Regions from separate parts of the Homo sapiens genome. Here region 2 is linked to region 1. Evidence: chromatin loops called from intact Hi-C (ENCODE). Cell type or tissue: B cell. All regions are shown on one strand. Links, peaks and the distances in the headings refer to the core of each region. The heading gives the core; the rest is flanking DNA.

What was found. Peaks named below come from ENCODE experiments on the same cell type or tissue, not always from the same donor. Only the 100,000 strongest peaks of a DNase experiment are listed, where the experiment ranks them.
Region 2: a loop joins it to region 1, with 36 times the contacts of the local background. A loop is called at or near these places in 62 of 110 quality-filtered maps.

The regions. Positions count from the first base shown.
Region 1 is chr12:7,672,311-7,683,322 of GRCh38, reverse strand. No RefSeq gene overlaps it. Among named protein-coding and RNA genes, the nearest start is that of APOBEC1, 12 kb to the right of the region's middle. RefSeq lists enhancers at 5,811-5,880, 9,983-10,482, 10,483-10,984. In B cell, for the core only: no CTCF peak of the experiment used is centred there; DNase peaks (open chromatin) are centred at 5,762 and 7,642; H3K27ac peaks cover 1,733 bases.
Region 2 is chr12:7,802,534-7,813,545 of GRCh38, reverse strand. It overlaps SLC2A14 (solute carrier family 2 member 14), which reads left to right. Exons shown (of 11, transcript NM_001286234.2): 11 at 1-1,032. Among named protein-coding and RNA genes, the nearest start is that of NANOG, 19 kb to the right of the region's middle. RefSeq lists enhancers at 5,246-5,745, 7,712-8,231, 8,232-8,753 and a silencer at 6,414-6,573. In B cell, for the core only: CTCF peaks have their summits at 6,283 and 6,493 (motif pointing right); a DNase peak (open chromatin) is centred at 6,485.

The sequences.
Region 1 (11,012 bases), core at 1,232-9,231:
TTCACAAACTGTATGTATTATTTTTAATTAATATATTGTGCATATTTGAAAATGCTCACATTAAAGTTTTTTTTTTCTTTTTTCGAGTCAAGAGTTTTGCTCTGTAGCCCAGGCTGGAGTGCAGTGGTGTGATTATGGCTCACCTCATCTTGCTTGAGCCTGCAGCCTCAACCTCCCAGTCTCAAACAATCCTCCCATCTCAGCCTCCTGAGTAGCTGGGACCACAGGTGTGCAACACCACACCCAGCTAATTTTTGTGTTTATATATATATATATATATATATGTTTTTTGTTTTTTGTTTTGTTTTGGTAAAGATGGCATTTCACTATGTTGCTCAGGCTGGTCTTGAACTCCTGGGCTCAAGCAATCCGCCTACCTCTGCCTCAGGGAGGCAGAGGTTGCGGAGAGCCGAGATCGCGCCATTGCACTGCAGCCTGGGCAATGAGAGTGAAACTCCGTCTCAAAAAAAAAAAAAAAAAAAAAAAAGAATAGTGGCTACTGCCTTTTTCCAGTTGTTCTGAGGTTGGCTGGTTTGTTCTGTTCCTGAATGAATCAGATTATCTCCTGAGGTCATTATCATGCCTAAAACTAAAGAAATGCATGCATAACTGCCTTCATGGGTTTGGGATCCACATTATTCTATTTCTCTACTAGAATCTTCATGTTCGTCAGACCAGTCTACAATAGGCAGAGTATGTGCCCTGTAAGCCAAGTTATAGGCTGTGATTTGGGCAGGTTGGGGCAAGATAGGACTCTTTATTCTAAAATTTAAGTAAATTAAGCATATGTGTACAGCACAGCTATTTTAGAACATTTTAAGACTCATGATCTTATTTAATGGCAGGAATTTTTACCATCAATTTAATTTATTTCTATTCAGTTTCACATTTACTGAATGCCTTTGTGAGGGAAAAGAGATTTCTTTCTTTACCCATTGTTCAATTCATGGCTGATGCACACATAACATAAGAAAAGAAGGATTGGTGGGGCACGGTGGCTCACACCTGTAATCTCAGCACTCTGGGAGGCCGAGGCGGGCAGATCACGAGGTCAGGAGATAGAGACCATCCTGGCCAATATGGTGAAACCCCGTCGCTACTAAAAATACAAAAATTAGCCAGGCATGGTGTCATGTACCTGTAGTCCCAGCTACTCAGGAGGCTGAGGCAGGAGAATCGCTTGAACCCAGGAAGCGGAGGTTGCAGTGAGCAGAGATTGCGCCACTGCACTCCAGCCTGGCGACAGAGCGAGACTACGTCTCAAAAAAAAAAAAAAAGAAAGAAAGAAAAGAAGGATTAACAAGAGAAAAGCAATCAAATTTATTTAACGTTAAGTTTTAGTGAAAGGAGAACCTTCAGAAATGAAGACTCAAACAGGGAAACTTGTGCTAAGTTTGATAAAGGGTAGACAGTTGTGCAGAAGTATGATTGGACAAAGGAGGTCTGATTTAATGGTAATATACTGGGAATGGCTCGGCACTGTGGTGTGAGCCTGTAGTCCTTGCTGCTTGGGGGGCCAAGGCCTGAGGATCACTTTAACCCAGGAGTTCAAGACCAGCTTGACCAGCTTGGGCAACATGGTGAGACCCCCACCTCTTAAAACAAACAAACAAACAAAGGAACTGGAGGAGTACTTAGCAAGCCTGTTCGTTCTGATTCTTCTTAGTGCCTCTGTGTCTTTAAGGATAAAGATGTTCCTTTTCTTTGGGTATAGAGAGGATACATCTAGAATGAAGTTTTTATGCAGAGGAAGGGCAGAGAGTTCTTTCATGGCCTGCTTTAAGAGGAAGGGCAGGAGAAAGTGCAAGAACTTTCGGGCTTCTGTTTCCTCAGATACCAAGGTGCTGTATTTTGGGATAGTATGTCCTGAACCCCATCACCTTGAAGGGAGAAAGAAAAATAAGATAGAGATTCGGCCTTTGAGTAGTAGTTTATCGTAAAACTATACTTCCTAAATTCAGACTGGGCCTAATTTTTGTTTTCCTTATTTATTTATTTATTTATTTATTTATTTATTGTGAGAAGGCATTTCGCTCTTGTTGCCCAGGCTGGAGTGCAATGGCATGATCTCAACTCACCGCAACCTCCGCTTCCTGGGTTCAAGCGATTCTCCTGCCTCAGTCTCCCAAGTAGCTGGGATTACAGGCATGCACCACCACGCCTGGCTAATTTTTTTGTGTTTTTACTAGAGACAGGTTTTCTCCATGTTGATCAGGCTGGTCTCGAACTCCTGACCTCAGGTGATCCGCCCATCTCAGCCTCCCAAAATGCTGGGATTACAGGTGTGAACCACCACACCCGGACTTTTTTCTTTTTTTTTTTTTTTTGAGACAGAGTCTCTCTCTGTCGCTCAGGCTGGGGTGCAGTGGCACCATCTCAGCTCACTGCAACCTCTGCCTCCTGGGTTCAAGCAATCCTCCTGCATCAGCCTCCTGAGTAGCTGAGATTACAGGCATGTGCCACCATGCCCAGCTAATTTTTGTATTTTTATTAGACATGGGTTTTCACCATATTGGTCAGGCTGGTTCAGACTCCTGACCTAGTGATCCACCCACCTCAGCCCCCCAAAGTGCTGGGATTACAAGTGTGAACCACCATGCCCGGCAATTTTTGTTTCTTTTAAAATAAAACAATCTTTTCTCCTTATCCACTCCCACTGCTTCACTCGACTAGCCTAAAAATAAATAAGTAAATAAAATAAAACAAGCCAGGCTCAGTGGCATGCTATCAGCTACTCAGGAGGCTGAGGGGGAGGATCACTTGATGCCAGGAGCTCCACTCCATCCTGGGCAACATAGCAAGAAATTAAAATCTCTAAAAAATTAAAAATAAAGGGATTCATTTTTATGAAATGAAGGGACTCATATAGGTTCACGCCTATAATCCCAGCAATTTGGGAGGCCGAGGCGGGCAGTTCACTTGAGGTCAGGAGTTCGAGACCAGTCTGGGCAGCATGGTAAAACCCCATTTCTGAAAAAAAAAAAAAAAAATTTGCTGGGTGTGAACAAGTGGGCCTGTGGTAAGGCGGGAGCATTGCTTGAGCCTGGGAGGTGGAGGTTGCAGTAAGCCGAGATTGCACCTCTGCACTCCATCCAACTTGGGTGATAGAATGACGCCCTGTCTCAAAATAATAATAATAATAATAATAATAATAATAATAATAATAATAATAATAATAAATGAAAAAATTAAAATTACATAAAACAAAAAAGCAATGGAGCATAAACATCAGTACACCAGGGGTGGTTGCAGGATTGTTTTCTCAACATTTTATTCTCTCCTCAAAATGATATTGAGCACTTTAACTTTTATCGCAGTGGTTTCTGTGCTTTGTTTTTGAGTGGAATATTTGGAGCATGTGTCTTTAAATATTTGAATCTGTTGACTTTTGACGAGAGTTTTGACTGAAAACAGGCACCTGTTTCAACAGGAAAGGGGTATGTTCTGTTGTTTTTTCCCACTCTTCGTAGGTCAGAAAGCACTGTCAGTGATTGCATATGCCGAGATTTTCTCCTGGACCAAACTTTGGTGGGGCTCTTCTGAGCTTGCTTTTCTACTCAGCTTGACCTTGGGCTTCTGTGTTCAGTTCTGGCAAGAATTCCCAAACTTGATATAGGATCACTGTCATTAAGTGACCAAATTCCTCATCCTGCATTGCCCCCAGGTGATGTCTGATCACCTTGGCTTGTCTTCAGCAAGAATTCTAGTCTGAAAAAAAAAAAAAAGAAAGAATTCTGTTAGGTTGATTTAGCCAGAATCCCCCCTTACTCCTGATGTTTTTTTCGTAGTAATTTTCCATCAGAGATGAAAGTTTTCCGTCAGAGATTGGAAAATTACTGGTCTTTGGCACTTCATACTTTCATACCCATTTTTCCTTGTTGTATTTGGAATTAAGCCCACTCTAAACTAGGCCCCTTTTCCCCTATTGCAATCGCCCTGAATAAAATCTATTTTTACCACATCAGCTACTGTTTAGCTCTAGGTTTTCTTCAATACATGCAAACATAAATGCATTCCTTTAGGTCCGGGCACAGTGGCTGTGCACGCCCAGGCTGGGGTGCAGTGGCACCATCTCAGCTCACTGCAACCTCTGCCTCCTGGGTTCAAGCAATCCTCCTGCGTCAGCCTCCTGAGTAGCTGAGATTACAGGCACGTGCCACCATGCCCAGCTAATTTTTGTATTTTTCCTTTACATTACAGGCATGAGTCTGTAATCTCAGCACTTTGAAAGGCTGAGGCGGAAGGATCTCTTGCGCCCAGGAGTTTGAGACTAGCCTGGGCAACACAGGGACATCCCATCTCTACCGAAAAAAAAAAAAATTAGTCGGGTGTGGTGGCACGCCCTGTAGTCCTAGACTGGGACTACAGCCGCATCTGAGATGGGAGGATCACTTGAGCCTGGGAGTCGAAGGCTGCAGTGAGCTGTGATTGCGCCACTGCACTCTAGCCTAGAAAACAGAGCAAGACTCTGTCTAAAAAAAAAAAAAAAAAAAGTATATCACACAGACACACATATATACAAACACACATGCATACATATATACATATATATTCAAGTGGGTTTGATGGACAGATAGATTCTTTCTTCTCTCTTTTAATAACAAAAAGCATTAAATAACAAGAGTAGGGGCAATTCTTTCTGATCAAAAATTTATCACTGCAATCATTATTACCCTGTTGCGATAATGTAAAATTTATCTTTCTGAGATAGTGAAACTTACTTGAGAATTGTTTTAGCCACAAACTATTTCCTCCTCCTCCTCCATTTTTTTTGAGACAGAGTCTCACTCTGTTGCCCAGGCTGGAGTGCAGTGGCTTGATCTGGGCTCACTGCAACCTCTGCCTCACGAGTTCAAGCGATTCTCGAACCTCAGCCTCCCGAGTAGCTGGAATTACAGGCGTGACACCACACCCGGCTAATTATTGTATTTTTAGTAAAGACAGGGTTTCGCCTTGCTGGCCAGGCTGGTCTCGAACTCCTGACCTGAAGTGATCCACCAGCCTCGGAGTCCCAAAGTGCTGGGATTACAGCTGTGAGCCACCGGGCCCGGCCCTATTTTCATCTTTCAAAAAGTAAATAATATACAATAATTATATGGTAAGTGATATGGGAGCTTTAGGCTCCTCATGGGGTAATTGTTCAAGGTCTCCTGGAACAATAGTAATTAAAACAATATCAGTTGTGAAAGAGAATATGATAACTACCGCAGGTGTAAACAGAAATGAGAAAATTAAATTCTTCCGGAAAGATGATTTAAAAAAAGAAAAATGCAAATTAAAGACTGAGTCCAACTAAATAAAAGAAGAGGTAGGACGCAGTGGCTCACGCTTCTAATCCCAGCACTTTGGGAGGCCAAGGGGGATGGGTTACCTGAGGCCAGGATTTCAAGACTAGCCTGACCAACACGCTGAAACCCTGCCTCTACTAAACATACAAAAATTAGCCAGGCGTGTTGGCGGGCGCCTGTAGTCTCAGCTACTGGGGAGGCTGAGGCAGGAGAATCGCTTGAACTCGGGAGGTAGAGGTTGCAGTGAGCCGAGATGGCGCCATTGCACTCCAGCCTGGGTGACAGCAAGACTCCGTCTCAAAAAAAAAGAAAAAAAAGAAGAAGAAGAAGGTCTGCTTATCTTGATATGGTTATTCAGAGATAGTAGTATTTTGACAGAGGGAGATGTCAGGGAATTTTATCTAGAGCAAAGGCAGGAAACAGATGGCAGAAACTGAGAGGGACTGGAGGAGTTTGAGCAATTTCTGTGTTGTGGTTGGCTCTACTAATTCTATTGTTTTTCTGCCCTCTGCTGACTTAAATGGGGAAAAGCAAATCTATGAAAACCCTTACGTCTGGGGGATTGAAGGACCCATTAAGAACCTGATAAAACATGTAGACACTCCCCCAGAAAATAATGCACATAAACACAAAATGTTTTGCATATAATTTCAGTGGCTGCATGGATAAACTATGGGACGATGAAAGGCACACTCCTCTTGAGTCAGGTATTTTTACTTTTGTCTCTGTTTATGATTTTGTGTGTGTGAGTACACACGAACTCTTTTGCAGTATTCAATTCCTTTTAAGTAACCTATTTCCCACTCCAGCTTTTTCTATTTCCATGTATCTATGGCAGGTTTGTTACGACAATTGCCCTTTAACCTATTCCCTACACTGCAGCTGTGGTGGTTCTTTGAAAACCCGATTCTGGACCAGGTGCTGTGGTGCACGCCCAGCACTTTGGGAGGCCCAGGCAGGAGGACTGCTTGAGCCCAGGAGTTCAGATCAGCCTGGGCAACATAACGAGACCTCGCCTTTACTAAAACAATTAAAAAAATAAAATAAGCTTGTACAGTGTTGAGCACCTATAGTCCCAACTACTTGGGAGGCGGAGGAGGAGAGAAAAATCACTTGAGCCTAGGAGTTTGAGCTTATGATGAGCTTTCATTGCACCACTGCACTCCAGCCTGGTGACAGAGTAAGACCTTGTCTCAAAAAATAAAACATAAATTAAAAAAACCCCAATTCTAGTCATGTTACTTCCCTGTGGTACTGAATTATTTTTTGCCTTAGGGAAGACAACCCCCTGATTTTCCTTAGAACATTTATTTCACTTTTTTTTTTTTTTTTTGAGATGGAGTCTTGCTCTGTCACCCAGGCTGGAGTGCAGTGGTGCGGTCTCGGCTCACTACAAGCTCTGCCTCCTGGGTTCACGCCATTCTCCTGCCTCATCCTCCCGAGTAGCTGGGACCACAGGCGCCCGCCACCACGCCCAGCTAATTTTTTGTATTTTTAGTAGAGACCGGGTTTCACCGTGTTAGCCAGGATGGTCTCGATCTCCTGACCTCGTGATCCGCCCGCCTCGGCCTCCCAAAGTGCTGGGATTATAGGCGTGAGCCACCGCGCCCGGCCACTTATTTCACTTTTGTTTGCCTTACTGCAATTAATTGTTTAATTAAAAAAACAAACAAACAAACAAAAAAACCCCATACACACTCAAAAGCATTTCCTGGAAGAGAATTGAAGTCTATGACAAAAATGCACAGACTGATCAAAAGTCTCTAATTTCTTCCAATTTCTGAAATTTCTCCTGGAAACTGATTTGTTTTGTTTTGAGACAGACTCTCCTCCATCACTTAGGCTAGAGTCCAGTGGTGCGATCTCTGCTCACTGCAACCTTTGCCTGCAGGGTTCAAGCAATTCTTGTGCCTGAGCATCCCAAGTAGTTGGATTACAGGTGTGTGTCACCACACCGGGCTAATTTTTTTTTTTTTTTTTTGAGACAGAGTCTCACTCTGTTGCCCAGGCTGGAGTGCAGTGGCGCAATCTCAGCTCACTGCAACCTCCACCTCCCGGGTTCAAGCGATTCTCCTGCCTCAGCCTCCCAAGCAGCTGGGATTACGCCTGGCAATTTTTGTATTTTTAGTAGAGACGGGGTTTCACCATCTTGGCCAGGCTGGTCTCAAACTCCTGGCCTCATGTGATCTGCCTGCCTCAGCATCTCAAAGTGCTGGGATTACAGGCGTGAGCCACTGTGCCCGGCCAAAATTGGGTTTTTATTTCAGGTTTGATAGATGATTAAATAGCTGTTGGAGTCCTTGGTTACGGCATTATTTTTCAGACTCAGGCTGCATTTTGAGAAAGGCAGTACAGGAACTGGAGACTAAAGATTTTGGTTTATGGCTTGATTACCCAACGGAGGTGTCATAGTGCCAGATGGTCTCAGAGTCAGTGGCATGAAGGAAAAAGGAAGTCTGTGAGACCTCACTGTAAGAGGCTCATGACAATAAAATTGAGTCTGAGAACTCTTCTCAAGCTAATATTTTTAAATAATAATCACTTGGCACATATTGATTGAAAATTTAGGTCGGGCGCAGTGGCTTACACCTGTAATCCCAGTGACTTAGTACAAAATGCAGTTGGTTCAAATGATTCTGGCTGAGATGCCAAATACATAATTCAGATGTTTATGTTACAAGTATTATTGTTTCCCTTTTTCCTCTGTTAAATAGCTATTTACACACACACACAAACACACACATATATACAATACACTAGGACACCAAGTGGGTATTTTTTGCAACCCAAACTAAAAATCCATAAGCATATGCATGGCAAACCAAATAGTAGAGATAAGAAAGAGAAGTATTCCTACACAGGAGGCTCTCACCTCCTCAAAATTCCCGAGTTGACATTTAATGTCAATGATGTTCTTGCCATTGAAATAAACATAAAACAGGAATCACTCTGTTGCCTTGGCTAAAGTACCGGTGGTGTGATCATAACTCACTTCAGCCTTGACCTCCTGGGTTCAAGCAATCCTCCTGTTTCAGTTCCTAGTAGCTTGAACTACCCTGAGGAAGCCGAGTGCAGTTTCTCATACCCGTAATTCCAGCATTTTGGGAGGCTGAAGAGGGAGGATTGCTTGAGCCCAGGAATTTGAGACCTGCCAGGGCAACATAGTGAGACCTAGTCTCTATAAAAAATAAAAAAATTAGCTGAGCATGGTGGCAAGTACCTGTATTCACAGCTACTTGAGAGGCTGAGGCAGACAGGTTGCTTGAGCCCAAGAGTTCAGGATGCAGTGAGCTGTGATTGTTTCACTGCACTCTAGCCTGGGCAACAGAGACCTTATCTCACTTAAAAAAAAAAAAACAAATAAAAAAGAAAACAAAAAACTTAGAGGGATCTCAGAGAGATCTTTGCACACCTATGTTCATAGCGCCACAATTCACAATAGCCAAAAGGTAGAAGCAATACAAATGTCATTGACGAATGAAAAAACAAAATGTGATATACACGTATAATGAATATTATTCAGGCTTTAAAAAGAAACAAATCCTGTCACATGCTACAACGTGGATGAATCTTGAGGATACTATGTTAAGTGAAATAAGAGTGGCCGGGTGCGGGTGGCTCACACCTGTAATTCCAGCACTTTGGGAGGCTGAGGTGGGTGGATCATCTGAGGTCAGGAGATCAAGAATAGCCTGACCAACATGGTGAAACCCTGTCTCTACTAAAAATACAAAAAATTAGCCAGGCGTGGTGGTGGGCGCCTGTAATCACAGCTACTCGGCAGGCTGAGGCAGGAGAATCACTTGAACCTGGGGGGGCTGAGGTTGCAGGGAGCCGAGATCACGCCGTTGCACTCCAGCCTGGGTGACAAGAAACTCCATCTTAAAAAAAAAAAACTTACTGGCCGGGCGCGGAGGCTCACGCCTGTAATCCCAGCACTTTGGGAGGCCGAGGCGGGCGGATCACGAGGTCACGAGATTGAGACCGTCCTGGCTAACACAGTGAAACCCCGTCTCTACTAAAAATACAAAAACTAAGGCGGGCTTGGTTGCAGGTGCCTGTAGTCCCAGCTACTCGGGAGGCTGAGGAAGGAGAATGGCCTGAACCCGGGAGGTAGAGCTTGCAGTGAGCCGAGATCACGCCACTGCACTCCAGCCTGGGCGACAGAGCGAGACTCCGTCTCAAAACGAAAAAAAATAAAAAATAAAACTTACTATAAATTTATGATAATCATAACAATGTGGTGTAAACATAATAATGGACATATAGATCAATGGAATGAGAGGATTCCAAAATGAATTCATGCACATATATGGCCAATTAGTTTTTGTTTGTTTGTTTGTTTGTTTGTTTGTTTGTTTTGAGATGGAGTCGCACTCTGTTACCCAGGCTGGAGTGCAGTGGCACGATCTTGGCTTGCTGCAACCTTTGCTTCCTGGGTTCAAGCGATTTTCCCGCCTCAGTCTCCCGAGTAGCTGAGACTACAGGCACAGGCCAACACGCTAGGCTATTTTTGTATTTTTAGTAGAGACAGGGTTTCACTATGTTGGCCAGGCTGGTCTCAAACTTCTGACCTCAAGTGATCCACCTGCCTTGGCCTCCCAAAGTGCTGGGATTACAGGCATGAGCCACCGCACCCAGTTTTTTTTTGTTTGTTTGTTTGTTTTTTGAGATGGAGTTGCACTCTGTCACCCAGGCTGGAGTGTAGTGGAACGATCTTGGCTTACTGCAACCTCCACCCTCTGGATTCAAGCGATTCTCCTGCCTTAGCCTCCTGAATAGCTGGGATTACAGGTGCGCACCACCACACCCAGCTAATTTTTGTATTTTTAGTAGAAATGTAGTTTCACCGTGTTGGCCATGCTGGTCTCGAACTCTGGACCTCAAGTGATCCACCTACCTCGGCCTCCCAAAGTGCTGGGATTGCAGGCCTAAGCCATTGCGCCTAGCTGCCAATTGATTTTGTATTTTTTGTATTTTTTATTTTTTGAGACTGAGTTTTGCTCTTTCACCCAGGCTGGAGTGAAGTGGCTAGATCTTGGCTCACTGCAACCCCCGCCCCCCAGATTGAAGAGATTCTCTGCTTCAGCCTCCCGAGTAGCTGGAATTACAGGCACCTGCCACCACGCCTGGTTAATTTTTGTATTTTATTTTTTTGAGACGGAGTTTCACTCTTGTTGCCCAGGCTAGAGTGCAAAGGCTCGATCTCGGCTCACCACAACCTCCACCTCCCAGGTTCAAGCAATTCTCCCACCTCAGCCTCCCAAGTTGCTGGGATTACGGGCATGCACCAACATGCCCGGCTAATTTTTGCATTTTTAGTAGAGACAGGGTTTCACCATGTTGGTCAGGCTGGTCTCATACTCCCGACCTCAGATGATCTGCCCGCCTCGGCCTCCCAACATGCTGGGATTACAGGCGTGAGCTACAGTGCCCAGCCTAATTTTTGTATTTTTAGTAGAGAAGAGGTTTCATCATGTTGGCCAGGCTGGTCTCGAACTCCTGACCTCAGGTGATCCACCCGCTTCTGCCTTCCAAAGTGCTAGGATTACAGGTGTGAGCCACAGTGTCCAGCCTGCCAATTGGTTTTTAAATAAAGGTGCCAAGATAATCCAATGGGAAAAGTGTATACACACACACACACACACACACACATACACATATATGTGTTTCTTTCTTTCTTTTTTGAGATGGAGTCTCACTCTGTCACCCAGCCTGGAGTAC
Region 2 (11,012 bases), core at 1,512-9,511, 130 kb before region 1:
ACTCATTTCCTTTGGAACTTTATCTTTAAGATAATAGTTTACATGTAGTAGTACTTGAAATCTAGGATTATTAACTAATATGGGCATTGTAGTTAATGGCGGTTGATGGGTTCTAATTTTGGATGGAGTCCAGGGAAGAGAAAGTGATTTCTAGAAAGCCTGTTCCCCTCACTGGACGAAATAACTCCTTGTAGTAGTCTCATTACTTTTGAAGTAATCCCGCCACCTATCTAGTGGGAGAGCCATCCAAATGAGAAACCTAAAATAATTGGTTCTTGGTAGAGATTCATTATTTCTCCACTTTGTTCTTTAGGAGATTTTAGGTGTTGATTTTCTGTTTTATTTTAACTCATACCTTTAAAGGAATTCCCCAAAGAATGTTTACAGCAAACTTGGAATTTGTAACCTCAGCTCTGGGAGAGGATTTTTTTCTGAGCGATTATTATCTAAAGTGTGTTGTTGCTTTAGGCTCACGGCACGCTTGCGTATGTCTGTTACCATGTCACTGTGGTCCTATGCCGAATGCCCTCAGGGGACTTGAATCTTTCCAATAAACCAGGTTTAGACAGTATGAGTCAATGTGCAGTGCAGCCCACACTTGAGAGGATGAATGTATGTGCACTGTCACTTTGCTCTGGGTGGAAGTATGTTATTGTTGACTTATTTTCTCTGTGTTTGTTCCTACAGCCCCTTTTTCATATGTTGCTCAGTCTCCCTTTCCCTTCTTGGTGCTTACACATCTCAGACCCTTTAGCCAAACCCTTGCCAGTGACAGTATTTTGGTTCTCAGTTCTCACTGTTCCCTCTGCTCCTGGAGCCTTTGAATAAAAATGCACGTAGCTATGGAGTGGGGTTTAGCTGGAAAGGTGGCCTTCCAACTTCACGTCAACTTCTGGCTCCTCAGTTTGGCAGTAAGGCAGGGAAGTTGTTTTCCTATTTCTCACTGAGAAGATTGTGAATATTTCCATATGGATTTTCCATTATTGTTTGTTTGATTCTTTGTTTTAAAATAAAAATTCTGAATGTACATGACATCACAAGCACATTATTTATTTATTTTTTGCCGTTCCTGTAACAACAAAATCAGCTTTAAATCCTGAGTTGGCTACTCAGTACCTGTTGTGACCTTGAGACTTGTATGAGACTCTGTTCTTAGAGTCTCATACATAAGAGAATAGCAATATTTGGCCGGGCCCGGTGGCTCATGTCTGTAATCCCAGCACTTTGGGAGGCAAAGGAGGGCGGATCACCTGAGATCGGGAGTTTGGGACCACCTGGCCAATATGGTGAAACCCTGTCTGTACTAAAAATACAAAAATTAGCCTGGCGTGGTGGCAGGTGCCTATAATCCCAGCTACTTGGGAGGCTGAGGCAGGAGAATCGCTTGAACCCAGGAGGCAGAGGTTGCAGTGAGCCAAGATTGCGCCATTGCACTCCAGCCTGGGGGACGAGAGTGAGACTTTGTCTCAAAAAAAAAAAGAGAATAGCAATATGTGTTTATTATGCAGATTAAGTGAAAAAGCCTTCGTGCCTTGCTTTTCATACTTGATGAATTATGTTGCTTTCTTTCCCCAGTGAGAACTAGTTTTTTTTTTTTTCTGTTTTTCTCGTGTTCCTTTCCACTTCCTTCCTCCTCCAGTCTTTGCTCTCTACAATTCATCCCACACTGCTGTCAGGGCATCCATGTGACATACAGCAGTCCCTTGCCATCCCCAGGGGACTGGTTCCCAGACCCCTTCTTAGATAACAAAATTCAGGGATACTCAAGTCCCTTATATAAAATGCATATAGTCTGGGTGCAGTGGCTTATGCCTGTAATCCCAGAACTTTGCGAGGCCAAGACGGGCAGATCACGAGGTCAAGAGATCCAGACCATCTTGGCCAACATGGTGAAACCCCATCTCTACTAAAAATACAAAACTTAGCTGGGTGTGGTGGCATGCACCTGTAGTCCCAGTTACTCAGGAGGCTGAGGCAGGAGAATCCTTTGAACCTGGGAGGCGGAGTTTGCAGTGAGCTGAGATCACGCCACTGCACTCCAGCCTGGTGACAGAGCAAGACTTGGTCTCAAAAAAAAATGCATATAATTATTATTGTGATGATTTAAATGCAAATAATCTATGCACATCATCTCATGCACTTTAAATCATCTCTAGATTACTTTTAATACCTAATACAATGTAAATAATTGTTAAACTGTATTGTTTTTTATAGTTGTATTGTCTTTTTTCCCAAATATTTTCCATCTGTAGTTCTTTGCATCTGCAGATACAGAAGTCGGACTGTATATCACTATCCTACTTAAAATCCTTCGGCCGGGCGCAGTGGCTCACACCTGTAATCCCAGCAATTTGGGAGGCTGAGGCGGGCGGATCACAAGGTCAGGAGATCGAGACCATCCTGGCTAACACGGTGAAACCCCGTCTCTACTAAAAATACAAAAAAAAAATTAGTGGGGCATGCGGCGGGCGCCTGTAGTCCCAGCTACTCAGGAGGCTGAGGCAGGAGAATGGAGTGAACCCGGGAGGCGGAGCTTGCAGTGAGCCGAGATCGTGCCACTGCACTCCAGCCTGGGCGACAGAGGGAGAGTCCATCTCAAAAAACAAAAGAAAACAAGCCGGGCATGGTGGCACATGCCTGTAGTCCCAGCTACTTGGGAGGTTGAGGTGGGAGAATCACCTGAGTCCAGGCGATTGAGTCTGCAATGAGCCAAGATCGCACCACTGCACTCCAGCCTGAGTGACAGAGTCCCTATCTCAAAAAACAAAAAAAGTATATTATACTAAAATTTGTCTTCCCAAGGATTATAATTGTTTTTTATCGGAGGAGGGGAACAGGATATCACTGTATTGCCCGGGCTATTCTCCTGGGCTCAAGCAACTGTCCGGCTTCAGCCTCCTGACTAGCTTGGACTTCAGATTCGAGCGACCAAGCCTTTCACATTACAATTGTTTTTTTAATTAATTAACTATTTATTTATTTGAGATGGAGTCTTTCTCAGTTGCCCAGGCTGCAGTGCAATGGTGTGATCTCGGCTCACTGCAACCTTAGTCTTCAGGGATCAAGTAATTCTCCCGCCTCAGCCTCCCCAGTAGCTGGGAGTACAGGCACACACTGTCATGCCTGGCTATTTTTGTAGTATTGTAGAGACGGGGTTTCACCATGTTGGCCAGGCTGGTCTTGAACACCTGAGCTCAACTGATCCGCCCACCTCGGCCTCCCAAAGTGCTGGGATTACAGGCGTGAGCCACCGCGCCCGGCCAATTGTTTTTTTATTATTGAAAGGTAGGAACACTGAGAAAAGCAGGGAAAGAGTAGGACCTTCCTGGTAGGAGCAGAAACCCATAAACTTAGACAGGGTAAAGCCTGATAAATCCTACAGTCAGGCCAGGGGCAGTGGCTCACGCCTGTAATCCCAGCATTTTGAGAGGCCAAGGTGGACGGATCACTTGTGCCCAGGAGTTCTAGAGCAGCCTGGCTCACATGGAAAAACCTCATCTCTACTAAAAACACAAAAATTAGCAGAGTGCGGTGGCATGTGCCTGTAATCCCAGCTACTTGGGAGGCCGAGACAGGAGAATCGCTTGAACCTGGGAGGCGGAGGTTGCTTTGAGCCGAGATCGCACCATTGCACTCCAGTCTGGGCAACAGTTGGGAGACTCCATCTCAAAAAAAAAAATTAGCTGGGCATGGTGGTGCACACCTATAATCCCAGCTACTCGGGAGGCTGAGGTGGGAGGACTGCTTGAACCCAGGAGTTGGAGGCTGCAGTGAACCATGATAGCACCACTGTACTCCAGCCTGGGAGAAGACAAAAAAAGAGTACACTAAGTTTGGACCGGCCCATGTAGCTCATGCCTATAATCCCAGCTCTTTGGAAGGCCAGGGCAGAACAATAGCTTGAGGCCAGGTGTTCAAGGACAGCCTGGACAATGTAACAAGACCCCAGTCTCTACAAAAATAAATTTAAAAAAATTTTATTTCATAAAAACAATTAGCCAGGTGTGGTGGTGCATATCTGAAATTCTAGCCACTGGAGAGGCTGAGGCAGGGGGATCACTTGAGCTCAGGAGTTCGAGGCTGAGGTGAGCTATGATCGATCCACTGCACTCCAGCCTGGGTGACACAGCCAGACACTGTCTCAAAAAAAAATAAAAAATAAAAAATAAAAAATAAATGCTCATGTAAATGTAAACTGAAAAAAAGTAAAAAATAAAAATAAGTAATGTTAAAAATAAAATGATTGACCAGGCGCGGTGGCTCACGCCTGTAATCCCAGCACTTTGGGAGGCCGAGGCGGGCAGAACACAAGGTCAGGAGATCAAGACCATCCTGACTAACACGGTGAGACCCCGTCTCTACTAAAAATACAAAAAAAATTAGCCGGGCGTGATGGCGGGTGCCTGTAGTCCCAGCTACTTGGGAGGCTGTGGCAGGAGAATGGCAGGAACCCAGGAGACAGAGCTTGCAGTGAGCCAAGATCACGCCACTGCACTCCAGCCTGGGCGACAGATCAAGACTCTGTCTCAAAAAAAAAAAAAAAAAAAAGATTAAAAAAAATGAATGTATTCCTCATTCCTCCACAGCTCAGGTGACAGAAAACTGAAATCTATTTTTTTTTTTTTTTTTTTTTTTTTGGTGATGGTGCTGGGGAATGAACCCAGGGCCGTGTGCAGAAAGCTGAAATTTTATGGCTGGAAGTGCCCAAAACCAACAGAGCAGTTTGAAATTAGGAGTGAATTGGCTGGGCACGGTGGCTCACACCTGTAATCCCAGCACTTTGGGAGGCCGAGGCAGGTGGATGGTGAGGTCAAGAGATCAAGACCATCCTGGCTAGCACGGTGAAACCCCATCTCTACTAAAAAATACAAAAAAATTTTAGCCGGGTGTGGTGGCGGACGCCTGTAGTCCCAGCTACTTGGGAGGCTGAGGCAGGAGAATGGCATGAACCCAGGAGGCAGAGCTTCCAGTGAGCCGAGATCATGGCACTGCACTCCAGCCTAGGCGACAGAGCGAGACTCCGTCTCAAAAAAAAAAAAAAAAAAATAGGAGTGAATCCTACCAAAAACAACTAAAAAGGGGGGAAAAAAAACCATAGAGAAAGTCATTCCTAAAAGTCTGATCATATTTTCTGCCCAAATTCCTGACTGACCAGCGAATTTTGCAAGCACAGGTGTCTCCAGGCCAAAAAGCAGCAGATGAAGACCCTAGAGCAGGATAGAGAGATCAGCTGTTGCTCGTTGCTGGGAAGATAACGTTTTTGCCTACTAGAACAAAAATACAAAATGCCCAGAAGAACACAAGAGAATCCAGAGTTTCTACAACATAATATTTGCAACATCAAGCTTTCAATCCAAAATGACTAGCTCACGTCATCCCCCACAAGTGTTGGGCTGTGAACTACTCCTAAAGACTGGCAGTAGATCCCAGGAGCCTACCTCCCTGGTGCCATGTTGCTGGATGTCCCGCACCTGTCCCATACTGTAGCTGTGCTAGATGTTCTGATTCTAATAAACTCTGAATTTTCCTCAGCTAACGCATGATCTTGACCATGAATCTCCACAAGGATCTCTTATAAACTGTGAGGGAAGCTGAAGCCAATCCTATGACTCCGACACTCTGTTCAGCTTGCCTTCTGTTAGTCTTTGTTCAACCGTGGCCCTGTTCATACACACCTGCGGGCTTGCTACCCAATTTTCTAAAGCTAAATAGGTGACAAAAGAGAAAGAGAGGCCGGGCACAGTGGCTCACGCCTGTAATCCCAGCACTCTGGGAGGGCGAGGTGGGCGGATCACGAGGTCAGGAGATTGAGACCATCCTGGCCAACATGGTGAAACCCCGTCTCTACTAAAAAATACAAAAATTAAAAATTAGCTGGGCATGGTGGCGGCGCCTATAATCCCAGCTACTTCCCAGCTACTCAGGAGGCTGAGGCAGGAGAATCGCTTGAACCCGGGAGACGGAGGTTGCAGTGAGCCAAGATCACACCATTGCACTCCAGCCTCAGCGACTGAGCAAGACTCTGTCTCAAAAAAAAAAAAAAAAAGATGAAAGAGACTGATACACTTTTAGTTAAACTCCACAGCAACAGATTTCTTTTTTCCAATGTCCTCAGCAAATTTGTATCTTCATTACAATATCTAAACACACTCTTCCAAGAACATTTCCATGTCTGCCTGCTGGCTTAGTTTATAACCACTATGAATCACTTGTAAAAGCAGTGTCACTTATTCTGCTAAGGTTTTCAATCCATTTTTTTTTCCCTAGGGCCTCCAGTTTATTCCATTTAGAGGAACTTCTACTTCATCAAGTACATCTGAGTATATCTGATCCATCATTCTCAATTGATTTCTATCTTGAACCACATGTAATTGAAGAATATGTCTGGGCATCCATTCCCTTGTCCCTGAACATGTGATGGTTAAGGAAAGTTCCCTATCATTGTAAAACAGTTGGGAGATTGGTGAGCCCAGTGCCACGGTAGACCACTAGAGGGGGGTGTGACTCTCTCAGTGAGCTTAACATTGACTTAATGGCTTTGCCCAAAGAGGGACAGTCTAATCTGTGTTTCAAAAGCAAGAGTTCCAGTATTCTAGCATGTCCTAAAGGTATCAGTACAAGTACTTGAGTTATTTTCATATTTCAAAAATGTTCACGGAAATGTTACTTTTACTAGCAATTATTTAGTTCCATAGAGGCTACTCTTATGCTTTCCAAATAGATTTATCTATTATTTTTGTCAGATATGTTCTAAAAATAGAGGAAAAGCAAAAAATGCCTCCTAATTTTATTTCCTAGAGATAACTATTACTTTTATTTCTATATCTGTATCTATCTTTCCACACTTAATTTATCTCCATATATGACATGAATGGGATCACAACCTATAAACGAATCTGCTCTTTTACCTTAATAATGGAATTTTCCCATACATTTAAATCTGCTTCATCCTTTTTGTTTTTGTTTTGTTTTGTTTTGAGACAGGGTCTCACTCTGTTGCCCAGACTGGAGTGCAGTGGCTCAATCTCAGCTCACTGCAACCTCCGTCTCCCGGGTTCAAGCAATTTTCCTGCCTCAGCCTGCCAAGTAGCTGAGATACAGGCACTCGGCCAGCATGCCGAGCTTATTTTTGTATTTTTAGTAGAGACGGGGTTTTGCCATGTTGGTCAGGCTGGTCTCAAACTCCTGACTTTGTGATCCACCAGACTCAGACTCCCAAAGTGCTGGGATGACAGGCATGAACCACTGCACTTGGCCATCTTTTTTGTTTTTTATGGCTACATAAGTACTCCAATATATCATAACACATTTAAGGAAAGTCCTATTGATATACATTTAGATTTAAAAAAATATTTTTGGCCGGGCGCAGTGGCTCACACCTATAATTCCAGCACTTTGGGAGGCCGAGGTGGGCAAATCACCAGGTCAAGAGATCGAGACCATCCTGGCCAACACAGTGAAACCCCGTCTCTACTAAAAATACAAAAATTAGCTGGCTTTGGTGGTGCGCAACTGTAGTCCCAGCTACTCACGAAGCTGAGGCAGAATTGCTTGAGCCCGGGAGGTGGAGGTTGCAGTGAGCCGAGATCGTGCCACTGCACTCCAGCCTGGTGACAGATTGAGACTTCGCCTCAAAAATAATAAATAAATAAAAATAAAAATAAAAAATTGTTTAGCTATTACCAACAGTGCTGTAATGAGTATCTTTATGTGGTTGTTTGATTAATGCCTTGGCATACAGTCCTAGGGGGTGTATCAAAGGATGATCACATTTTACATTGCCATGCAGGTAACTGACATTAATTGTATATGTTCTATGAGCTAGACAAAATACATATTAGATGACAGAAATCACTTCAAGTATTATTTCTATTTACACAAAAGGGAAGACCTAAAAGCCTGCAAAATAATTTGCCCAAGGTCATAATGGTGGAGCTGAGATTTTAATGTGTGTATTTTCTTTTCTTTTTTCTTTTTTTTGAAACAGAGTTTCACACCTATCTCCCTGGCTGGAATGCAGTGGCATGATCTAGGCTGATTGCAGCCTCTGCCTCCTGGGTTCAATCAAGTGATTCTTCTGACTCAGCTTCCCGAATAGCTGAGACCACAGGCATGCACCACCACGCCCGGCTAATGTTTGTATTTTTTTGTAGAGATTGGATTTTGCCATGTTGGCCAGGCTGGTCTTGAACTTCTGGCCTCAAGTGATCCACCCGCCTAGGCCTCCCAAAATGCTGGGACTACAGGTGTGAGCAACCTCTCACGGCCTATTGTTTTTTGATTGTTTGTTTTTTGAGACAGCGTCTTTCTCTGTCGCTCAGGCTGGAGTGCAGTGGCACAATCACAGCTCGCTGCAGCCTCAACCATCAGGCTCAATTGATTCTCCCTCCTCAGCTTCCCAAGCAGCTGGGACTACAGGCAAGCACCACTGTGTCCAGCTAATTTGTTTTATTTTTTGTAGAGATGGGAATTTGCTATGTTGCCCAGCCTTGTCTAGAACTCCCGGGCTCAAGTGATCTTCCCACCTCAGCCTCTCAAATTGCTGGGACTACAGGTGTGAGCCATGGCACCCAGCTTTCATGTAACCTAGAATGAAGCAGGACTCTATCAACTTTCCCCCAAACTGAGAATTGTTACTTTTATTTCCTAAATAATTTATTATTTATCTATTCATCTGAAATGTAAATTTTGGGCGTATGTTTTTATCCTCCCAGAAAATGTTTGTATCTATGTGACTTATATTTTTTAATTCAAATAGAATAAATCATTCATATGGTTTTGTGCCTTGTTTTTCTTTTTTTTTTTTTTTTTTTTTGAGACAGAACCTTGCTCTTGTCATCTAGGCTGGAGTGAGTGTAGTGGCTTGGTTTCTGCTCACTACAACCTCCACCTCCTGGATTGAAGCGATTCTCCTGCCTCAGCCTCCCAAGTAGCTGGGATTACAGGTGCCCACCACCACGCCCGGCTACTTTTTGTATTTTTAATAGAGACAGGGTTTCGCCATGTTGGCCAGGCTGGTCTTGAACTCCTGACCTCGCGATCTGCCCAGCTTAGCCTCCCAAAGTGCTGGGATTACAGGCGTGAGCCACTGCTCCCGGCCTGTTTTTCTAACTAATAATATAGTGATCTAAACTAGAATTCTTAATCAAATATGCAGTTTCTATATATATTTGGTAGTCTTCCTGGACTCTCTACCTTGTAAAATTGATTTAGTTGTAGCTGTACTAGAGCAGATATACACTGGTTGCTGTAGCAGAAACTATTCGTTTTCCATTCACATACAATTATCTTAACTTCTTCTGAAGGCCATGTCTTTTAGTTAGGAGGTAAATCTTTTTATTTTATTTTATTACTATTTTTTTAGAGACAGGGTCTCCCTCTGTCACCCAGGCTGGAGTGCAGTGGTGCGGTCATAGCTCATTGCAGCCTCAAACTCCTGAGCTCAGGCAATCCTCTAGCTTCAGCCTCCTGACTGGCTAGGACCAAAGGCACGCACCATCACACCTGGCTAAGTTTTTAAATTTTTCTGTAGACATGGAGTTTTACTATGTTGACCAGGCTGGTGTCAAACTCCTGGCCTCAAGTGTTCCTTCAGCCTCGGCCCCCAAAATACTGGGATAACAGATGTATGCCACTATACCCAGCGGTGGGAGGCAAATTGTAATGATCTCATTCGCTTTGCCAAATTGTTAGTTTAATCATGGGCTTATGTCAATTTTGGATAATATGTGAGGAGAAGTCACAGAAAGACTTCTGAGATTTTTCTGGATTTTCAATTGTCTGCACATAAAGTCAATATCTGCAACTACCCTTAATTATAGCAATACCAGCGATCAGTTCTGATCTCTAAATATTATTCCTTGCTAAAAGTAACTAATGCTTCTTGGAGAAATGGCCAATTCTAGAAGAATGTGTAAAATGGGCTGACAACCAATTGCACAAAAACAACAACAAAAACAAAATTAGCTGGGCGTGGTGGCGGGCACCTGTAATCCCAGCTACTTGGGAGGCTAAGGCAGGAGAATCACTTGAACCTGGGAGACAGAGGTTGCAGTGAGCCGAGATTACACCACTGCACTCCAGCCTTCCAGACAGGAGCGAGACTCCATCTAAAAAGAAAAAAAAGCCGGGCCAGTGGCTCACGCCTGTAATCCCAGCACTTTGGGAGGCCGAGGCGGGCAGATCACGAGGTCAGGAGATTGAGACCATCCTGGCTAACATGGTGAAACCCCGTCTCTACTAAAAATACAAAAAATTAGCCAGGTGTGGTGGTGCATGCCTATAATTCCAGCTACTCAGGAGGCTGAGGCAGGAGAATCACTTGAACCTGGAAGGTGGAGGTTGCAGTGAGCAGAGATCACGCCACTGCACTCCAGCCTGGGCAACAGAGCCAGACTCCGTCGCAAAACAAACAAACAAACAAAAGCAAACAAAAAAATCCATAATCTCTAACATAACTGTTGAAGAAGGAAAAAAAAACTCCAAAAATAATTTTGATTAGGGTGGTATACTTGAGCCAGGAACAGTGGCTTATGTCTGTAATCTCAAAACTTTGGGAGGCCAAGGCAGGTGGATTGCTTGAAGCCAGCTGGGATTACAGGCGCCCGCCACCATGCCCAGCTAATTTTTTTGTGTTTTTAGTAGAGAAGGGGTTTCACCACATAGGCCAGGTTGGTCCTGGACTCCCTGACCTCAAGTGATCCACCCACCTTGACCTCCCAAAGTTCTAGGATTACAGACATGAGCCACCACATCCGGCTATGAAATCATTCTTTGATCATCTCCTTACTTCTGTCATATGTAACACACTGTTTCCCAATGAATCCTAATCTAGGCCCTTATAAATAGGCATAATCATTAAAATAGACTAATCTCTGGTCTTGCTCCCTTCCAATACCTTCCCGTAGTACAGGGAGAACAATCTAAAATGCAAATCTAAGTATGTTACTCCTTAAAGCTTTTAAAGGCTCATATTTTGCCTATCCTATTTTAGTGTTTCTCTAGTATACCGT